2 separate regions of the Homo sapiens genome follow, and region 1 is linked to region 2. Evidence: chromatin loops called from intact Hi-C (ENCODE). Cell type or tissue: B cell. All regions are shown on one strand. Links, peaks and the distances in the headings refer to the core of each region. The heading gives the core; the rest is flanking DNA.

Region 1 (10,438 bases), core at 880-8,879, 62 kb after region 2:
CCTCCTGAGTAGCTGGGACTACAGGCGCCCATCATCATGTCTGGCTAATTTTTTGTATTTTTGTAGAGATAGGGTCTCACCATGTTGGCCAGGCTGGTCTCAAACTCCTGGCAATCAGGTGATCTGCCCACCTCAGCCTCCCAAAGTGCTGGGATTACAGGTGTGAGCCATCACACCCAGCCTCTACTGCTGTTTTTAAAGAAAGGATGGATCCATATATATGTGTGTATATATATGTGTGTATACATGTGTGTATATACGCATACATGCACGTGTGTGTATACGCATACATGCACGTGTGTGTATACGCATACATGCACGTGTGTGTATACGCATACATGCACGTGTGTGTATACGCATACATGCATGTGTATACGCATACATACCTGTGTGTATACGCATACATGCATGTGTATACGCATACATACCTGTGTGTATACGCATACATATCTGTGTGCATACGCATACATACATGTGTATATGTATGCATACATGTGTGTATATGTATGCATACATGTATGTGTGTATATGTGTATATACATGTATGTGTGTAAGTATATATACATGTATGTATGTATATATACATGTATGTGTGTATATGTATATATACGTGTATGTATATATACGTGTGTATATGTATATGTACGTGTGTGTATATGTATATATACGTGTGTGTATATGTGTATATATACATGTGTGTATATGTATATGTATATATACGTGTGTATATGTATATATACGTGTGTATATGTATGTATACGTGTGTATATGTATGTATACGTGTGTATATGTATGTATACATGTATGTGTGCATGTATATACATGTGTGTATGTATATATACATGTATGTGTGTATTATATATACATGTATGTGTGTATATATGTATATATACATGTATGTGTGTATATATGTATATATACATGTATGTGTGTATATATATATCTCTCTGTCAGAAACTGCCCCAGAATAGCTCAGGGCTGGAAGTTGGTTAGACAGAAGTGAGGGGCTAGGAGGTGAGTCCTGAGGCCAAATTTGCAGAGCAAGCTCAATGTTCTCACTTCAGTGGTATGTTCATTTGGGAAGGGGTTTTAGGGTGCCAAAGGAGCTTATGAGAGGGTCATAGCCACTCTCAGCACCATCATTGGTGTTCTTCCAACTGCAGGTCATGATTCAGTGAGTGATGAGATCAATTGGTGAAATACAGTTAGCATTTAAAATAAAAGGGGCTGGGCAAGGTGGGTCACACGTATAGTCCCAGCACTTTGGGAGGTTGAGGGAGGAGGATTGCTTGAGCCCAGGAGTTCGAGACCAGCTTGGGCAGCATGGTGAGACCTGTCTCTACAAAAAAATACAAAAATTAGCCAGGTGTGGGTGGTGCACACCTGTAGTCCCAGCTACTCAGGCAGCTGAGGTGGGAGGATCGCTTGCGCCTGCAGAGAACTGTGATCACTCCAGCCTGGATGACAGAGTGAGACCCTGTCTCAAAATTAAATGAATGAATGAATAAATAAAGGCCAGGCACAGTGGCTCATGCCTGTAATCCTAGTGCTTTGGGAGGCTGAGGTGGGAGGATCACTTGAGGCCCGGAGTTCAAGACCAGCCTGGGCAACATAGTGAGATCCCACCTCTACAACACATAAACAAAAATAAAGGTATAGTGTAGAAGAGAAAATATCTCAGGGTACTGTACTGGTGTCAGAATACTCCTTTGTGAAAGGTTTTTAACTTAGGCAGGGGGATTAATAAAGGCTGTAAGTCATCTCGAGTACATGCAGGTCAAAATCTGATTTGGCCACGAAATTAGAAAAGCAATCTTTTGGATTTCAGAAATGCAGAGAAGGAACTGTGGACCTTCATGTGTGCATGTGTGAGACAATGTGAGTTTGTCCTTCCTTCCTTCCCTCCTTCCTCTATTTCTCCCTCCTTACTTTCTTCCCTTTCTTCTTTTCTCTGTCTTCTTTCTTCCCTCTCTTTCTTTCTTTTTTAGAGAACGGGTCTCACTTCATTGCCCAGGCTGGAGTGCAGTGGTGTGATCACAGTTCACTGCAGCCTCGAACTCCTGGGCTCAAGTGATCCTCCTGGCTCAGCCCCAGTAGCTAGGACCACATGTATGTGTCACCATACCTGGCTAGCTTTGTAATTTTGATTTTTGTAGAGATGGGGGTCTTGCTATGTTGCCCAGGCTGGTCTTGAACTCCAAGCCTGAAGTAATCCTCCCACCTCAGCCTCCCAAAGTGCTGGGATTACAGGCATGAGTCACCATACCCGGCATCTCTCTTTCATGAACTGTGAGATGTGGTCAAAAAAGTGAAAGCCAGACAGGCATGGTAGCTCATGCCTGTAATCCCAGCACTTTGGGAGGCCCAGGCAGGCAGATCACCTGAGGTCAGGAGTTCGAGACCAGCCTGGCCAACATGGTGAAACCCCGTCTCTACTAAAAATACAAAAATTAGCTGGGCGTGGTGGCAGGCTCCTGTAATCCCAGCTACTCAGGAGGCTGAGGCAGGAGAATTGCTTGAACCCAGGAGGCAGAGGTTGCAGTGAGCCGAGGTTGTGCCACTGCACTCCAGCCTGGAGACTCTGTCTCAAAAAAACAAACAACAAAAAAAGTGAAAGCTACTGGCAGAATGTTTCTGTACTGTAGGCATGTAAACATTTCAGTGTTTGTAGCTGGAGTTGGGGCAGGAGCCTTGGGTGAGAAAAAGGAACAGCTTCTGCTGTCTATTTTGTGCTTGTTTTCTCGTTTGTTTGCATTACTTTTTCTTTTCTCTTTTCTTTTCTTTTTTATTCTCTCTTTTTTTTTTTGAGACAGAGTCTCACTCATTCTGTTACCCAGGTTGGAGTGCAGTGGGATGATCTCGGCTCACTGCAACCTCCACCTCTTGGGTTCAAGCAATTCTCCTGCCTCAGCCTCCCGAGTAGCTGGGATTACCGGCGCCCGCCACCACACCTGGCTAATTTTTTTTTTTTTTTTTGAGATGGAGTCTCGCTCTGTCGCCCAGGCTGGAGTGCAGTGGCGCAATCTCAGCTCACTGCAACCTCCGCCTCCTGGGTTCACGCCATTCTCCTGCCTCAGCCTCCCGAGTAGCTGGGACTACAGGCGCTCACCACCACGCCCGACTAATTTTTTGTATTTTTAGTAGAGACGGGGTTTCACTGTGTTAGCCAGGATGGTCTCGTTCTCTTGACCTCGTGATCCACCCACCTCAGCCTCCCAAAGTGCTGGGATTACAAGCGTGAGCCACCGCACCCGGCCCTGGCTAATTTTTTGTATTTCTGGTAGAGACAGGGTTTTGCTATGTTGGCCAGACCGGTCTCAAATTCCTGGCCTCAAATGATCTGCCTGCCTTGGCCTCCCAAAGTGCTGGGATTACAGGTGTGGGCCACCGCACCCGATCTGCATTACTTTTTCAATGAAAAAATATGACGTAAAGGGGCAGTGTGGAGTGAGGCACAGGAGGGCTCAAGAACCATGAGATCCACAATCATGACAAGCTTGGCATTCCAATCCTGGCCCACTCTGGAGCCACAGTGGGACCCTGGGCAACTGGCTCCCGGCTCTCTGAGCCTCAGTTTAGCTCTTTGGCGGATGGGGCTAAGGGACCCCACCATGTGAAGATATGAGGTCAGAGGTGAGATCGTATGCGCGGCCTAGGGGCGTCTGGCATGAGCAGGCCCTGCGGAAATGATCATTCTCCTGACCGCTGCTGGGGCATGGCTGAGGACTGTCCCCTTCAGGTCTGTCTAATCTCTGATTTCTGGCCCCTGAGGGCTGCTCTGTCCTTGTTCTCCCGGGTAGATGGCAGCTCAGGGAGGGCCGGTAGCACTGCCAGCTCCTGGCCCTGGGGGTGGTCTGGACGAGGGGAGGTACTGCTGGGGGCTCAGGTGCCTGGAGCTGAGGGAGGAAGGGGTCTCGGCTGAGGTGGGGGCAGTTACCCGAAGAGTTGCAGGTGTCCGTTCTCCTTGGCAGGGCCGGCCAGAAGCAATAGGTCCGGGAGCTCCAGGGCTGGACTGGAGGCTGCCACCCCCATGGTGACCTCGTTGGCAACTTCTCCCAACCGAGTCACCTGGGGCCAGAGGTCAGAGGTCGGGGCAGGATAGATGTCGGGGCAGAACTGAGGAGGGATCAGAGGTTAGGAATCTTGGTAGGGGAAAAGGTCATGAACCAGGTGAGTTGAAAATCAGGCTGGGGGCCAGATATCTTGAAATTAAAGTTCAAGAATCATATGGGTGTGAAGTCAGGGAAACTGAGGCAAGGGAGTTACAGGCCAGGGTTCACAAAGAATCTAGAGAACTAGAAGTATGGGGTGTCAGAGATCACATAGGAGTTGGGAGTCGGGAATCCCACGAGATGGACGTTATGGGGGAGCAGGGGCTTTCCAAGTCAGGAGGAGGTCGAGGGGCAGGCCGAGGCTGGGGATGAGGGGGTTCTGGGGCTCCCTACCTGTACGAAGTTGCTCTCAAAGATGGGGAAGTCCCGAAACTGGTCGAATTCGCCGCTCTGGAGGTAGCGTTGGAGCCGTCTGGGACGGCCCGTGGGAGAGGCTGCAACCAGGAGGCATTTTACCAGGACGAAGTCTGGGGGTCGATCCTGGGAGGCTGTGCCTGGCTTCCCAACTGAGAGGGCCCGGCACAGCCCCGCGGAGAGGACGGGGTATCAGATGCCCCCGAATTGCCGGCCCCATCCTACTTGGTTCCTTCACCAGGTCCAACCCCTCTAGGCCTGGCTCCCCTCTCTCACCTGCCATCCCACCTGGTTCCACCTCGCCAGCTCCACCCAGGGCCGGCTTAGGGCCGCGATCCCGCCTCATTGCAATGTCCCCGTCCGACGGGAGCGGACGGAGGAGCAGAGGGAGAAAGCGAGGGGGCGGGACTACGCGCACTGTGACGTCATGATGCGGAGCGGGCTTTATGACGTCACACAAGAGCGGGCTCCTGATTTGTGATGACGTCCCTGGAGGGGGCGGCTCCTGGAGATCAGGCCAAAGGGGCGGCCCCATCCTGCTGACGTCAGGCCCCAGGTGCGGACGGGTGCCAGTGCGCAGGTGCCGGGGCCCAGCGCAGGCGCACGGGCGTCAGGATGCGGCCTGTTCCTCCCGGCGTGCTCCGCGGCTCTTGGCTCACAGCCGTCCCTTCGCTGGTGGGAAGAAGCCGAGATGGCGGCAGCCAGCGCTGGGGCAACCCGGCTGCTCCTGCTCTTGCTGATGGCGGTAGCAGCGCCCAGTCGAGCCCGGGGCAGCGGCTGCCGGGCCGGGACTGGTGCGCGAGGGGTGAGTGCTCTTTAGCTGTGCATAGCGGGCGCGGTCTACGGATGTCGCAGGTCTTGGGTCTTTAGGTGAGTTACAGACGGAAGGAGGCTGCGCAGGGCTGAGAGGGAAGAGGTGGGAGATCCCTGGAAAGCCAGGCCTCAGTCACGCACGCGCAGGAGGGGCCTCGCCAGTGCACCGGGTTGCAAGGACTGGGTGGGAGGACAAGCGCACCTGTCGGAAGGCTCTGGCTCGGGAATATGTATGAGGGGGCGGGGCTGGGGGTGTGGAATCTTGGAGAATCCGACGTCCGGGCGGTTGAAATGAAAGAGGCAAGGTGAAGCCGGGCGCGGTGGCTCATCTGTCATCCCAACGCTTAGGGAGGCCGAGGCGGGAGGATTGCTCTAGGCCAGGAGTTCAAGACCAGCCTGGGCAACATAGCGAGCCCTGTCTCTACAAAAAATACTAAAAAAAAAAAAAAAATTAGGCCGGTCGCGGTGGCTCATGCTTGTAATCCCAGCACTTCGGGAAGCCGAGGCGGGCGGACCACTTGAAGTCAGGAGTTCAAGACCAGCCTGCTCAAAATGGTGAAACCCCGTCTCTACTAAAAACACAAAAATTAGCTGGATGTGGTGGCAGGTGCCTGTAATTCCAACTACTCGGGAGGCTGAGGCAGGAGAATCGCTTGAACCCAGGAGGCAGAGGTTGCAGGGAGCTGAGATCACGCTACTGCACTCCAGCCTGGGCGACTGAGCGAGACCCTGTCTCAGAAAAAGAAAATAAGGCGTGGGAGGGGGCTCTTGAGGAAGTGGAGATGAGTTTTGTCTCCTAAATATGCGTGAGTATGCAAGTTTGGAGGTTGGAGAAAAGGAAAGCATGAATCTTGAATGTGCTTAATAGGGACTGAACTCAGGCTGCATCTTGGCTATTGGGCTGTCAGGTGATAAGGAGGCCATTTGAATATTAGCATGAAAAAGAAGGCTTGGGAGAGGGAGAGTGTCATTTAACTCATGAGTATTTGTGGCGCAAGGCTTGGAAGTGACCTTGGGATAGTTGCTTTGGCAATGAGGTTAGGCATGTTTGTAGGGTCTGGTTTTCTGGGGGTGAGGGAGTGCAGAGTATGAATATTCATGAAATGGGTGGTTTCTAGTGAAATAAAGGCAAGCAGCAGTGATTAACTTGAAGATAAGGCTCCTCCCTCAGCCCACCAGTCTGTCTGTCCTGGGTTCTGTGGGTGACTACTATGCTGAGGGCTTGGGTGGTCCTCACCTGGGGCCTTCTGTGTCCTCTGCAGGCTGGGGCGGAAGGTCGAGAGGGCGAGGCCTGTGGCACGGTGGGGCTGCTGCTGGAGCACTCATTTGAGATCGGTGAGTCAGGCAACGTCCTCTCCTAGACACTTAACATTGGTGCCCTGAGAAGTCAAGACTTGGAGTCTGGGTGCCTCCCGTCGTATGACATTTACTAACAACCATTTACTAACAGATTTGCCTCAGGTTAGGGGAAAGTGGGACATGAAAGAAGAGAAACACTCTTTAAATGCCCCCTTGCCTGTGAGACAAACCTCAGTTTTTAAAAGGTCATCACAGCAGTAATAATTTCAGAGCGGCTTTCCTGATCAGTCGCCACGTGCCCAGCATTAGCGGTTCCACGCTTTGCAAGTATTAACTCAGATGTCCTCACAGCAGCCATGTGAGGTGGTAGGTATTCGTGTCAGCCCCTTTTTCCAGAAGAGGAAACGGGCTCAGAGTAGGCACCACACAAGGTCTCATCGTGAGTGAGTGGCAGAGCAGGGGCCAGCTTCAAACCCAAACTTAAATTGCCATGATGCAGGTGTCCAGGTTCCCAGAGCTGGACGTCAGTGCTGCCCAGAGTGTAGTAATCGAGTCTGAGGCCCCGAACCTGAGGGCACAAACCCTGAAGCTGGTGCCCCTCTGCAAACCCTGGCATCTGCTCAGTGAACAGCTCCCCTGATTCTGACATGGCCAGGTAGTTGGGAATTCCTGAACTCCACAGCCTCCGTATTTTGCAGTTGGGGAAGCTGAGGCTCAGAGAGGTTGTGTGGCTATCCCTGGGTCACCTGGTGAGGCAGAGGCAGGATTTGGGAGCTGTGGGGTTCATGCATCTGCTACGGGTTGCCTTGTGAGGTGGAACATGGTGGAGGTGTCCCCACTTTGCAGATAGCAAAATGGGGGCCCAGATGGGGAGGGAACCTGGTCACTCGGGTGGAGGCCAGGCCAAAATTTGAAGCTGGACCTCCTGGCCCCTGCCTGGGTTGAAGGGTGGGCGGGGGAGGGGGCGTCTCTGAACCTGAGCTCCTCACAGATGACAGTGCCAACTTCCGGAAGCGGGGCTCACTGCTCTGGAACCAGCAGGATGGTACCTTGTCCCTGTCACAGCGGCAGCTCAGCGAGGAGGAGCGGGGCCGACTCCGGGTGAGGTGGGGCCCTCAGGGCTGGGTGTGGATGGGGATGGAGGGTTTCCAGCTGTCTCTTCAGCCACCCCCTGCTGGTCCCCAGCAGCCTTCCCTCCAGGCCCAGGTGGGCTCCCAGCACCACCTGCCACTCTCAGCCTCTGTCCTCAATGACTGCCCCTGGAGGAACGGCATTGCAGTTCGTCTTAGCGCCGCCAGGCATGGTGTCCTGCATCACGGCCTCTTCCTGCACTGCTCCCTCTGCTGGCAGACCCCCTTCCCCTGCAGGTTCACACAGTCGGCTCCTCTTCTTTTCCAGATCAGCTGAGCTGTTTCATGACCACTTAGATGAGATTTGTTTGTGAGGAGAAAGCCTCAAAATAGCTATGGTTGGACAGGAGCTCACTTCTGTCGCCCTGTGTTGTGGCAGCCTCAAGGGCCCAGCTCAATCCTCCGCAGGGGTCATGCAGAGAGGCCCCAGGGCTCCAGGCAGCAGGATAGAGAGGGAGAAAGAGGGGCAGAAGGAGCAGCAGCATTTAGAGAAAGCTTGCAAAAGCTGGCACAACCCACTTCCACCCATCAGCCAGATGTAGCTGTGAGGGAGGCTGGGGAGTGCAGGCTTGATTCTGGTGGCCACGCGGTGAGGTCTGCCTGAGCACCCTTCCTGCATGGTACCCACATGATTCTCTTGTCACAGCTGTCCCCAAACAGAATTTATTATGCATGTAACTGGTACGTCCAGGCATAGGGTGGACGCCAGGTGCAGCTGGATCCAGGCACAGGGAAGGCGTCCTCAGGACCCACTCCATCGCTGGGCTGGGCTTTGCCCTCCTTGTGGTGGCTTTTCCCCTAGGTGGGGCGGTCCCAGCTGCTCCTGGCCTCACCCACCAGCCGGGCCACCCCAACAGGAAGAGTCCTGGGTCGACTCAGGTTGGCTGGCCTGGGGAGTGTGGGCCGTGAGGTGGGTGGGGCTGGAGAGGGGCCTTCGCGGAGGCCTGGTGGGCATCACAGCCTGTCCAGGGCTGACACCATCCTTCTGACCAGCACCCTCTTCTCCCATCCCCAGGATGTGGCAGCCCTGAATGGCCTGTACCGGGTCCGGATCCCAAGGCGACCCGGGGCCCTGGATGGCCTGGAAGCTGGTGGCTATGTCTCCTCCTTTGTCCCTGCGGTGAGTTGGTGTCGGGGATGAGCCCCCTTCTCCCTCGTCCTCCTCATCCCCTACCCTGGTCCTGCTTCCACCATTCGAACCCCTGTGTTTCTGGAGCCCGCAGAGGCCTGGGAGACTCAGACCTGGCCTTGCCTTCCGAGGCCTCCTGGTCTGGAGGGGTCGGTCCAGGTAGCGGGTGCTTTCATGGGGATAGCATTGTGAGGACTCCCGGGTGGGGGGCGGTTGAACTTGGGCCTGAGGGTAACAGGGAGCCATGGGAAGGTTTTGAAAAATGCTCCGGGGGTCCTGTGGTGGGGGCCGGGGGAGGTTAGGGTGGAGCCCAGGCAGCAGGCTCCCCACCTCCACTGACCCCACTCCCCCCACAGTGCTCCCTGGTGGAGTCGCACCTGTCGGACCAGCTGACCCTGCACGTGGATGTGGCCGGCAACGTGGTGGGCGTGTCGGTGGTGACGCACCCCGGGGGCTGCCGGGGCCATGAGGTGGAGGACGTGGACCTGGAGCTGTTCAACACCTCGGTGCAGCTGCAGCCGCCCACCACAGCCCCAGGGTGAGCCTCTGCTGCCTTCGCGGCGCTCTTGCCACCTGCCCCGGCCCTTCCTGGCGGCCTCAGGGTCTCCAGGTCCCTGGACTCCGGGCCTCACCCTTCTCCTCCTCTCCCCTTGCCCCAGCCCTGAGACGGCGGCCTTCATTGAGCGCCTGGAGATGGAACAGGCCCAGAAGGCCAAGAACCCCCAGGAGCAGAAGTCCTTCTTCGCCAAATACGTGAGTGGGGCTCCCCCGCCTCCCCTATTCCCTTCCTGACAGTCCCGGTGCCTGGCCAGGCCCTCCATGCTCCCACCCAGACTCCCCTATGGTGCTCGGGCCTGCTCCTTGTCCTCCGGGCCTCCTGTGTGTCCTGGTACCTGGGCTGAGGCTTGTTTGCAGGAAGAGGGTATGGAAGTGTGGTCAGGGGAGGTCGGGCCAGCTCTAGGGCGCAGGGTCCTGGGGGAGGTCTCGGCCTGAGCTAGGTTGGAGCCATGAGGCTGGAGAGGAAGGGAACAGTGGAGGTTTCAAAGGAACCAGGGAGGCTTGGAAAGGAGGGGCGAGCAGGTTCTTCAGGGGGTTGTACAGGAAGGAGAGAGGAGTGGGTCCGGGAGGGATGTGGCCCAGGGAGGGGCATTGGGGGCAGCAGGGTGCCTGGGAGGCCTCCTGGAGCTGAGGAGGGAGGGGCCTGTGCTGCCAGCAGCAGGTCTGAGTCCCGGGGGCTTAGAGGCTGAGGCGTGGGGTGGGGAGGCTGGGGACAGCCGGAGGAGGTGGCTTCCACCCAGGCCTCTGGTCCATTGAGTGTGGAGACTGGTGTTAGGTTGTGGCACAGGAGCCCAGGCAGGCCAAGGCCAGCGAAGAGGTCTGTGTGGCCCGAGGCAGGCTAGGAGGATGCTGAGGCTGGGATGGCTGAGCCCTGCTGTGCTGAGTGCCCTGCCTGAGGGCCTCACCCGCTCCGCCTGGATAGTCCAACAGTTGTGCTGCAGGGAACTGAGGCCCAGAGGCTGAGCCCTTGCCTGCTGGGCCCTGCCCTGCTGCCCACTCGAGCGCCCTCCCACTCCCTGCTGGCCCTCAGGCCCCACGGCAGC
Region 2 (10,438 bases), core at 2,207-10,206:
GACCATCCTGGCTAACACGGTGAAACCCCGTCTCTACTAAAAATACAGAAATTAGCTGGGCATGGTGGCGGGCGCCTGCAGTGCCAGCTACTCGGGAGGCTGAGGCAGAAGAATCGCTTGAACCCGGGAGGTGGAGGTTGCAGTGAGCTGAGATTGCGCCACTGCACTCCAGCCTGGGTGACAAAGCGAGACTCCGTCTCAAAAAAAATAAAATAAAATAAAATAGTAGATTAATTATATATATTATTTTTCTTTTTCTTTTTCTTTTTTTGACACAGGGTCTCACTCTGTCACCCAGGGTGGAGTGCGGTGGCATGATCTTGGCTTACTCCACCTCCTAGGCTCAAGCAATCCTCCTGCCTCAGGCCCCTGAGTAGCTGGGACCACAGGCGTGCACCACCACACCTGGCTAATTTTTAAAATTTTTTTGTAGAGATAGGGTTTTGCCATGTTGCCCAGGCTGATCTGAAACTCCTGAGTTCAAGCGATCCTCCTGCCTCAGCCTCCCAATGTGCTGGGATTGCAGGAGCGAGCACTGCTCCCAGCCAATGAATGATTTTTTTTTTTTAAAGGGTGAGGCCACAAGACAGGGCGGGGGCGGCATGGGAACTCCTAGCCCTGACTCCCGGCCGCGGCTGCTCCCCTCCCAGGTACTACGACGTCCCCATCGCCACCCTGGACTTCTCCTCGCTGTACCCGTCCATCATGATGGCCCACAACCTGTGTTACACCACGCTCCTTCGGCCCGGGACTGCACAGAAACTGGGGTATAGTGCCCAATTCAGCATGTGTCCCCCGAGGCCCATCTGGGCCTTCCCTTGGGGGGCTCAGTCTGGTGGGGGGCATAGGCACAGGCCCAGAGATAGTAGGGAGTGGAGGGGTGCTTGAGGGGCCTGCGTGTGCTCATGGCCAAGGCCAGGACCGTAGGGCAGAGGTGGGCTGGAGCAGGAGGGTGGCCGGCAGTCACCCCAACATCTTCCAACCCAGCCTGACTGAGGATCAGTTCATCAGGACCCCCACCGGGGACGAGTTTGTGAAGACCTCAGTGCGGAAGGGGCTGCTGCCCCAGATCCTGGAGAACCTGCTCAGTGCCCGGAAGAGGTGAGCCCTGGAGATCGCCTGCTTGGAGCTCAGACCTGTTGGGGCCTCTGGGCAATCCCTGTCCCTCACTGGGACACCCCAGGGCTGCCCAGCCACCCTGCCCTCAGCTGTGCGTGAATTAGCACAAGGCATCCCCTCCTGGCAGCTTCCTTTTGCCCCCTTGGCCAGAAGCTTCTGTGCAGTGCACAGTACGCCCAACCGTACATGGCACTCACTTCCAGAAAGGAGCCCTGACCAATGCCCAGGTGCCGCCTGAGTGTGCTTTCCCCGTGTTCCCTCGCAGGGCCAAGGCCGAGCTGGCCAAGGAGACAGACCCCCTCCGGCGCCAGGTCCTGGATGGACGGCAGCTGGCGCTGAAGGTGAGCGCCAACTCCGTATACGGCTTCACTGGCGCCCAGGTGGGCAAGTTGCCGTGCCTGGAGATCTCACAGGTGGGCACTCGGGCCCCTGGAAGGCAACTGGGGGCAGGTGGGCCCCCTGTGTAGGAGACCAGGGCTCCATGTGGGGGACCTGTATCCAGAGGACTGGGCACCCCAACTCACTGGCCTTCTAGAGAGAGGATGCCAATGTGGCTTGAGCAATTGGTCCATTCCTTCACTCAGCAAATGCCTACTGAGCACACACTGTGGTCAGGGCTCACTCTGTGCCCTGGGGATACAGAGGGGAACAAAATGGATGAGAGCTCCTGTCCCTGTCATCTTGCAGCCCAGTGGGGACACTGACAGGTCTGTGTAAACGTGTTTAGGACACAAGTGGCGCTACGAGCTTTGCAGCCGGATAAAGCAGGAGGTGCGGACTGTCGGGGAGTGATGGGGCTGGGCGGGACTCACCCCTCTCAATAGGCGACGCTCACACAGAGGCCAAGGGACGTGGGGAGGGAAGCCATTCACCGTCCCCACGGCAGCGTCCCGGTCTGCCTACCCACGGCAGCTCTGCTGCTTGAACAGAAAAACAGATTCTTTGAAACCACAGAGGGCCTGAGTTTCCGAGATTGCCAAGCTGGGGTCAGTGCCCCAGCTCCTGGCATATGAGGGCCTCGGAAGGGTCTTCCTGTCCAGCCTTCTCCCCTGGGACTTGAGTCTTGGCCCATTCCAGGCCAGTAGTTGTGCTGCTCTGCTTGGTTACCTCTAGCCACGGGGAGCTCCCTCTCTGGCTGGGCACTGCGCCACTTTTCACAGGGCTCTGGGTGGAAGGCTTGGATGAATTCTCAGTGGGTGGGGCCTTTGCACACACCCACCCACCCGCAGTTCTGGGGGTCCCAAAGACCACTTAGGTTCAGTGATTCACTAGAAGTACTCAGAGAGCAGAAAAGCTGGTTCTCATGGTTATGATTTAATACAGCAAAAGGACACAGATTAAACTCAGCAAAAGAAAGAGGTGCACAGGGCAGGGTATAGGAGGGACCAGGCGTGTCTTCCAGTTGTGCTCTCCCAGTAGAGTTGCCAGGCTGGCCCTCCTTCCTCCCAGTTTTGATGCGTGCCTGCACACATGCAGCATTGCCAACCAGAGGCTCTCACCCAAGCTTTGGGGTCCAGGGTTTTTCTTGGGTGTCAGTCCTATAGGCATGGAGCACCCTGTGACTGGCCTTAGTGACTCCATCATCCCCAGGCCCCTCAGCAACCCCCAGAGGTCAAACTGATACTGCATGGCCCAGGGCCCTACCATAAACCATGTTAGTGTCAACTACCTGGTGTGGTTCAAAGTCCCAGGTACACAAACACCTTTTTTTTTTTTTTTTTTGAGACAGAGTCTCACTCTCTCACCCAGGCTGGAGCGCAGTGGCACAATCGTGGCTCACTGCAGCCTCAACCTCCGGGACTCAGGTGAGCCTCCCACGTTAGCCTCCCAAGTGGCTGGGACTGCGGGCACGTGCCACCTATTTTTGTTATTTTTTGTAGAGATAGGGTCTCGCCATGTTGCCCAGGCTGGAACAGAGACACTGTTATCAGGCGGGATATTCTAGGGGCTTAGACTACCAGGAGCCAGGCAAGAGCCAGACCTTTCTTTGCACAAAGTGAATCGCTCACTGCATGCTCCCAACTCCCCTCTGCCTTTCACAGTCCCCGGCTGCCTCCCCAGCCTCCTTGGTGGAAAGGGGTGGCTGTGTGGACATCAGGCTCTAGCCCTGAAGCAGAGGCCAGGCCAAGAGAGCACAGCTTGGCCCTCCCCTGGGGCTGCCTCTTACCAATCCTGTGTCTCTGTCTTTTCTCTCTCAGCCGCTTCCCTCTGTCACTGTTCTGTTTCTGTCTCTTGACCTCTTTCCTTATTTCTGTCTCTCAAGCTTATGGGAGCAAGAGGTGGAATAATAAAAATGCAATGAATTGGCTGGGCGCGGTGGCTCACGCCTGTAACCCCAGCACTTTAGGAGGCCGAGGCGGGCGGATCACGAGGTCAGGAGTTCAAGACCAGCCTGGCCAACATGGTGAAACCCTGTCTCTATTAAAAATACAAAACATTAGCCAGGAGTGGTGGCAGGTGCCTCTAATCCCAGCTACTCGGGAGGCTGAGGCAGGAGAATCGCTTGAACCCAGGAGGCAGAGGTTGCAGTGAGCCGAGATTGCGCCAGTGCGCTCCAGCCTGGGCAACAGAGCAAAACTCCGTCTCAAAAAAAAAAAAAAGTAATGAATTACAGTGTTCACGCCTGTAATCCCAACACTTTGTGACACTGAGGAGGGAGGATCACTTGAGGCCAGGGGTTTAAGACCAGCCTGGGCAACATAGTGAAACCCCATCTCTACAAAAAATACAACCAAACAAAACTAGCCAGGCATTGTGGTAGCTCATGCCTGTAGTTGCAGCTACTCAGGAGGCTGAGACGGGAAGATGGCTTGAACCCAGCAGTTTGAGTTACAGTAAGCTGTGATGGCATCACTGCACTCCATTCTGGGTGACAGAGTTGAGACCCTGTCTCTTTTAGTTTTTGTTTGTTTGTTTTGAGATGGAGTCTTGCTCTGTCACCCAGGCTGGAGTGCAATGCCACAATCTTGGCTCACTGCGACCTCTCCCTCCCGGGTTCAAGTGATTCTCCTGCCTCAGCCTCCTGAGTAGCTGGGATTACAGGCACCCGCCACCATGCCTGGCTAATTTTTGCATTTTTAGTAGAGACGGGGTTTCACCATGTTGGCCAGGCTGGTCTTGAACTCCTGACCTCAGGTGATCCACCTGCCTCGGCCTCCCAAAGTGCTGGGATTACTGGTGTGAGTCACCACGCTTGGCCTCCTGTCTCTTAAAAAAAAAAAAAAATTGAATCATTTCAGGAAAAGATTACAAAGGAAAGAAAAAGGAACATAGGACAGGTGGAACAAGTAAAAGCTAGACAGTAAAGTGGTAGACGTAAGCCCAGCTATATCAGTAATTACACTAAATGTAAATGGACAAAATGCTCTAGTTAGACAGATTTCCTGACTGGATCCACACAAACAAAAACAGAAGAATCACACCCATCTCTCCTTGGTGTCCCCACCCCCAGCCTCAGGTTTGGTGGTGGTGGTGGTGGTGGTGGTGTTGTTGTTTAAGTATTTTTTAGTTTTGTGTGTGTGTGTGTGTGTATTTTTAGTAGAGATGGTGTTTCACCATGTTGTCCAGGCTGATCTCGAACTCCTGACCTCAAGTGATCCAGCCACTTCAGCCTCCCAAAGTGCTGGGTGTACAGGCATAAGCCACCACGCCAGCTAGTTTTCTTAACTCTAAAATAAGACAGTGGGTTTCTCAATGGTTTCTTAGTCAGGGTGGTGCCACCCCCTGCTCTGGGGGGCATTTGTCAATGTGTAGGTAGGGCCAGTTCTGGTGGTACAGGGATGGGGGTGGCACTGCTGGCTTCCAGGGATGGGGCTGGCTATGTCGGTGGTCCTGTACCATAGAGAGCTGCCCAGAATGTCAGTGTGAGGGAAACACTGGGCCAGTGGCCTCTTCAGGCCGCAGTCTTTCCAGCATGCATTTGATGTAGTCACTTCCTTGTGCATGTCCAGAACTCTGAGCCAGGGAACCCACTTCTTTCCACCTGACCATTGAGGAGCCGCCTTATAGTCCCATTTTGCAGATTTGGGAACTGAGGCCCAGGAGGGGCAGAGTGGCTTGTACATAAGCCTATGCCACTGGGAAATGGCAGAGGCGGGACCCCTCCCCCGCCGGCCCACGTTCACTGCACATGGCCCCCAGGGCTTCACTCCGCATGATTCTCTCCCCGACAGAGCGTCACGGGGTTCGGACGTCAGATGATCGAGAAAACCAAGCAGCTGGTGGAGTCTAAGTACACAGTGGAGAATGGCTACAGCACCAGTGCCAAGGTCGGGGGCTGCCCACCGCTGCCCTGAGATGGGCCCAGGGCAGGTGGGGGGATGGAAGCCGGGCCGGACCCCCATGTCCCCGTGCCTCCTGGTCACACCCTGCCCACTCTCCTGTTGCATCCTTGGGTCCCGTTGGCATTAGCCACCTGCCACCCCCCGACACCAGTAGTTGACAGAAGGGACCCTGCTTCTCACATACACACATCCCCACCGCCCGCAGGTGGTGTATGGTGACACTGACTCCGTCATGTGCCGATTCGGCGTGTCCTCGGTGGCTGAGGCGATGGCCCTGGGGCGGGAGGCCGCGGACTGGGTGTCAGGTCACTTCCCGTCGCCCATCCGGCTGGAGTTTGAGAAGGTGCGTGGCTGGGTCAGGGGCTCTGCATTTAGGTGCCCTCATCAGGGTACTCAGGGTGTCCCGTTCTTTGGGTTCACAAAAGCCACAGTGTGAAGGGATGTTGCTGCTTAGATTCTCCTGAGGCTGGGGCCTTGGTTTGGGAAGCCTCCAAGGCCTTGGGCTTTGTTACCCTGGATGGCATCTGTTCTTTGAAAACCCTGTCGCTGTCCCTGGTTTTGAGGTGTCACAGTGTCCCTGGTTTTGAGGTTTCCCAGTACCTGTCAGATGTGGAGCTGCCCTCCACGCAGGGACCCTGATGGGGGTGCACCTTAGATCTGTGCACCATTGCCCCTGGCCCTCTGAGTGCGGCACACTTGGTCCCAGGAAACCTTGCACCATATTTTCTTTTGAAGAGTCTGGGTCTCGCTCTGTCGCCCAGGCTGGAGTGCAGTGGCGAGTTCACAGCTCACTGCAGCCTCCAACTCCTGGGCTCCGGCGATCCTCCCGCCTTGGCCTCCTGAGCCGCCACGCCCAGTTCTCACACTGTACTGTTTCCCCGTGGCTTAACGCTCTCTCGTGCCAGGCCTTGGACTTGGAGCCTCGCAGAGTGGGGAGGTCTCTGCCTCAGGGCTCACCCAGCCGTAGTTTCTCCTCTCTTTCATGGGATGCTTCATCGACTCGCCTGTCTGGATCTCATGTTTTAGGGACTATCTGGATTTATCCCAGTCTCTGTTTCAGATTGGGGTCTCTGGTGTGGGGGCTCTGGCATTGCCGAGGGGCCTCAGGAGCCACTTCCAGCCATACAGTGTCTCGGTCCATCCCACCAGGCTCAGGGCACGGCTCCCATGTCCTCAAACTGCGTCTGGGACCCTGTCTACCTTCAGTTTCTGGGGGGCGTCTCCAGATTGGGGCTTGGCCTCCTCAGGCTCAGGGTCTTGGCCATGGCTCCCTCCCAGGTCTACTTCCCATACCTGCTTATCAGCAAGAAGCGCTACGCGGGCCTGCTCTTCTCCTCCCGGCCCGACGCCCACGACCGCATGGACTGCAAGGGCCTGGAGGCCGTGCGCAGGGACAACTGCCCCCTCGTGGCCAACCTGGTCACTGCCTCACTGCGCCGCCTGCTCATCGACCGGTGTGTGGGGCCTCCTCCCTCAGACTCAGGGGGCTGGGCCCCAAACCCCTCCTCCCTCAGACCCAGGAGTCTAGGCCCCAGCCCCTCCTCCCTCAGACCCACGGGTCCAGGCCCCCAGCCCCCTCCTCCTCAGATCCCGGGGTCAGGGCCCCCAGCCCCTTCCTCTCTTAGATACAAGAGTCCAGACCCCCAGCCCCTCCTCCTCTGGGAACACAGGTGTCAGGCCCAGCTCTTCCTCGGTGGTGAAGCAGTGGAAAGAGTCGGCTTGGGCAGCTGTGGGTTCAGGCCCTGCCTCTGCCACTCTGCAGCCTATGGTAGGAAGGGCCCCTCTCTGCCCTGAGCCTCAGCCCTAAGAGCTCATCCTGGTCTCCAGCCCTGAGACCCGTGGAGGCACCAGCCTGGCCCTCAGTGCCTTTTGGTGACGCTGTGCGGCCCGCTCTCCTACAGAGACCCTGAGGGCGCGGTGGCTCACGCACAGGACGTCATCTCGGACCTGCTGTGCAACCGCATCGATATCTCCCAGCTGGTCATCACCAAGGAGCTGACCCGCGCGGCCTCCGACTATGCCGGCAAGCAGGCCCACGTGGAGCTGGCCGAGAGGTCCTGCGCGGGGCGGGTGGCCTGGCCAGAAATAACCCCCTCCTTCCTGCCAGCTGGGCCCACTTCCTACACCCTCGCCCCCACCCCCGCCACCCACCTGCCCTCACCCACCCGCCACCCCATCTCCACGCAGGATGAGGAAGCGGGACCCCGGGAGTGCGCCCAGCCTGGGCGACCGCGTCCCCTACGTGATCATCAGTGCCGCCAAGGGTGTGGCCGCCTACATGAAGTCGGAGGTCAGGCCCACCTGGCTGCCTGCTCCCGCCCAGCCCCCTCGCTCTCACTTCTGCTTTCCGAGATGGGCGGGCCTGCGGGAAGGGTGGGGCCTCCCGTGCCCTGTGGGGCCCTGAGAACCGCCCCCCATGGCAGCCTGGGTGTGGCCTCGGCCCCCTCTGGAGGTCCCCCCTCTATTCTGACCCCTCCCTTGCTTCCCTATGGAAGGGGCCCCAGTCCCTCCCCTGTGCATACAGCTCCCCAGCCGGGGGTTCCCTTGGATTCATAATCCTCCAGCTCTACCCCCACCCCCAGTGACCCACATCTTAGCCCCATGACCTCTGACCTCCTGACCCCTTCCTCATCCTTGCTTCCCCTTGTGAACTCTGACCCTTCCGTGGTGACCTGAGAGCCCTACAGACTCTGTGGCCCAGAGACTCCGTGACCTCCGACCCCATCCCAGACCCAGGCCCCCCCCATGTCACAGCCCGCAGGCAGGCCTAGGCCCTAAGCCCCAGGCCCCATGACCACCCCGTGTCCACCCCGGTGCCCTTTCCCTGGCTGCCCGGGTGTGACTGCCATGTGGCCGCAGGACCCGCTGTTCGTGCTGGAGCACAGCCTGCCCATTGACACGCAGTACTACCTGGAGCAGCAGCTGGCCAAGCCCCTCCTGCGCATCTTCGAGCCCATCCTGGGCGAGGGCCGTGCCGAGGCTGTGCTACTGCGTACGGGGGCACCAGGGGACTGGGGGCACCCTGGGGGGGCAGAGGAGATCACCGGCCCACCACCTGCCTCCTCTCCTGCAGGGGGGGACCACACGCGCTGCAAGACGGTGCTCACGGGCAAGGTGGGCGGCCTCCTGGCCTTCGCCAAACGCCGCAACTGCTGCATTGGCTGCCGCACAGTGCTCAGCCACCAGGGTGAGCGGCCCTGGCCACTGGGCCCCCACTGGCCCTCAACCTGCTCTGCCGTCACCCCAGATCCTAGACACCCACCCCATCGGCTGGCACTGCCACCCAGTGGGCCCAGGGCCCCTGGGTGGGTGGCCCCTGTCTCCACCCCCCACAGAGGGTCCTCGGCCCCCACCCCGGGAGTTCCCCAGGGGAGTTTTCCCAGCACACTTGCTCCGTTGTTCTCCAGCCTCTGGGGACTTTCAGAAGCTGGGATTGGCAGTGGGCAGGGATGGGGTGGCCCAGTTCCTGGCTGGGCCCCAGCACTTGGGCTGACCCGCCTCCCCACAGGAGCCGTGTGTGAGTTCTGCCAGCCCCGGGAGTCTGAGCTGTATCAGAAGGAGGTGAGAGGGCCGGGAGGTGAGGAGGGGCCAGGTGGGGAGGCGGGGGCGCCCTGCTCAGCCGCTGCCGTCCCCAGGTATCCCATCTGAATGCCCTGGAGGAGCGCTTCTCGCGCCTCTGGACGCAGTGCCAGCGCTGCCAGGGCAGCCTGCACGAGGACGTCATCTGCACCAGGTGTGTGCCATGTCCCGACCCTGGGCTGCCCCGCCCCTTCCCAGCTCCCAGGCCTGTGGGTTGTGGACCCAACCTCTGACTCCAAGGCCTCTCCTGAGCATCCTCCCCGCCCATCCCCTTCCAGCTGTGAGCTGTCCTGAGCCTCAGTGTCCTTGTCTGAAAAATGGGCCCATCCCAGCCCCCCAGAGGGGGTGGGTGCTTAGGGAGGCAGCGCCCGGCACCCAGTGTTGCCCGGGAAACGGCTGTCCTCCCGACACACCCAGCCAGCCTGGCCCCCTCCCCAGGGCGGGGCCGGGCTTTCCCCAGGGAACGGGTAGGCGGGGTGGGTTCCCACGCCAGGTGACAGGTGATATACGGCCAGCCATGGCCCTGCACCTCGCCAGGCACCCGCTGTTATCGGCTCCCCCCCCCCACCCCCCCCGTGCCTGCTGAGCAAACAGCCCGCTGCGGGAGGGGGCGGGTGGGCTGGGCAGCAGGCGGGGACCAAAGTCCTGGGAACAGCCCCCACCCCTCTCCCAGGCTGGGCACTGGGCCTTGGCTGGTCCTGACCCTGCCCCTGCCCCCACCCGCAGCCGGGACTGCCCCATCTTCTACATGCGCAAGAAGGTGCGGAAGGACCTGGAAGACCAGGAGCAGCTCCTGCGGCGCTTCGGACCCCCTGGACCTGAGGCCTGGTGACCTTGCAAGCATCCCATGGGGCGGGGGCGGGACCAGGGAGAATTAATAAAGTTCTGGACTTTTGCTATATGGTGCTTTGTGGTCTCTGGGGGACACTGTCTGGTTTCATAAGCCCTGGCCTTGGCTGGGACCCTCCTGAGGCCCGCACCGCCCCTCATCCTCAGCAAAAGCCCCCGGACTCCCACCTGTGCTGCCTGGTTCATGTGGGCCAAGCCTGCCTCAGTTTCCTCTCTGGCCCTGAAGGAACCCTTATACCAGCGCTTCTCTGCCCTGCTTAGGGCCCCCAGGTGTCTGGCCCCGGCCCAGCCCTCCCTGGTGATGACCCTGGGGACCCTGGTGGCTGCCCCGCCCTCCAGGTGCTGACCTGTTTCCTCCAGGCCCTGGGGCAGCCCCAGGCGCACCGGGGCTTCCACTCCTCAGCCCGGCCAAGGGGACCCCCCCATCCCCCGCCGGACCACACACCCACGATGTTTCCACGTCGGGGTCCTGGCAATGGGCTTTGGGTCTGGGTTTCCCCCCAGCGACTCCCATCTCTATCCCCGCAGCCTCTAACTGCCGTCAGATGCCCTCGGCCCTCCCGTCACCTCACACATCCCCCGGGGAGAGTCTTGTGCTTGCCCCTCGG

What was found. A loop is a pair of places that touch in the nucleus more often than their neighbours do. Peaks named below come from ENCODE experiments on the same cell type or tissue, not always from the same donor. Only the 100,000 strongest peaks of a DNase experiment are listed, where the experiment ranks them.
Region 1: a loop joins it to region 2, with 11 times the contacts of the local background. A loop is called at or near these places in 9 of 110 quality-filtered maps.

The regions. Positions count from the first base shown.
Region 1 is chr19:50,471,388-50,481,825 of GRCh38, forward strand. It overlaps GARIN5A (golgi associated RAB2 interactor 5A), which reads right to left and starts at 5,461. Exons shown (of 5, transcript NM_001308429.2): 1 at 4,743-5,461; 2 at 4,446-4,546; 3 at 3,938-4,116. The coding sequence starts at 5,001. EMC10 (ER membrane protein complex subunit 10) reads left to right here and starts at 5,120. Exons shown (of 7, transcript NM_206538.4): 1 at 5,120-5,271; 2 at 6,542-6,614; 3 at 7,570-7,679; 4 at 8,724-8,828; 5 at 9,194-9,375; 6 at 9,497-9,590. The coding sequence starts at 5,158. RefSeq lists enhancers at 4,758-5,258, 5,125-5,324. In B cell, for the core only: a CTCF peak has its summit at 7,923 (motif pointing left); DNase peaks (open chromatin) are centred at 3,762, 3,937, 5,034 and 7,900; H3K4me3 peaks cover 1,526 bases; H3K27ac peaks cover 1,628 bases.
Region 2 is chr19:50,408,135-50,418,572 of GRCh38, forward strand. It overlaps POLD1 (DNA polymerase delta 1, catalytic subunit), which reads left to right. Exons shown (of 27, transcript NM_002691.4): 15 at 651-767; 16 at 988-1,101; 17 at 1,385-1,532; 18 at 5,292-5,387; 19 at 5,608-5,745; 20 at 6,681-6,856; 21 at 7,304-7,456; 22 at 7,590-7,692; 23 at 8,262-8,394; 24 at 8,476-8,589; 25 at 8,911-8,963; 26 at 9,038-9,135; 27 at 9,708-9,880. The coding sequence ends at 9,813. Among named protein-coding and RNA genes, the nearest start is that of SPIB, 5.6 kb to the right of the region's middle. RefSeq lists enhancers at 6,641-6,760, 6,710-7,494, 7,495-8,279, 8,171-8,230 and silencers at 6,891-7,070, 7,471-7,560, 7,741-7,900, 9,431-9,570, 9,601-9,660 and 1 more. In B cell, for the core only: CTCF peaks have their summits at 6,810 (motif pointing left) and 7,009; DNase peaks (open chromatin) are centred at 6,827, 7,717, 9,237, 10,187 and 5 weaker places; H3K4me3 peaks cover 2,670 bases; H3K27ac peaks cover 4,329 bases.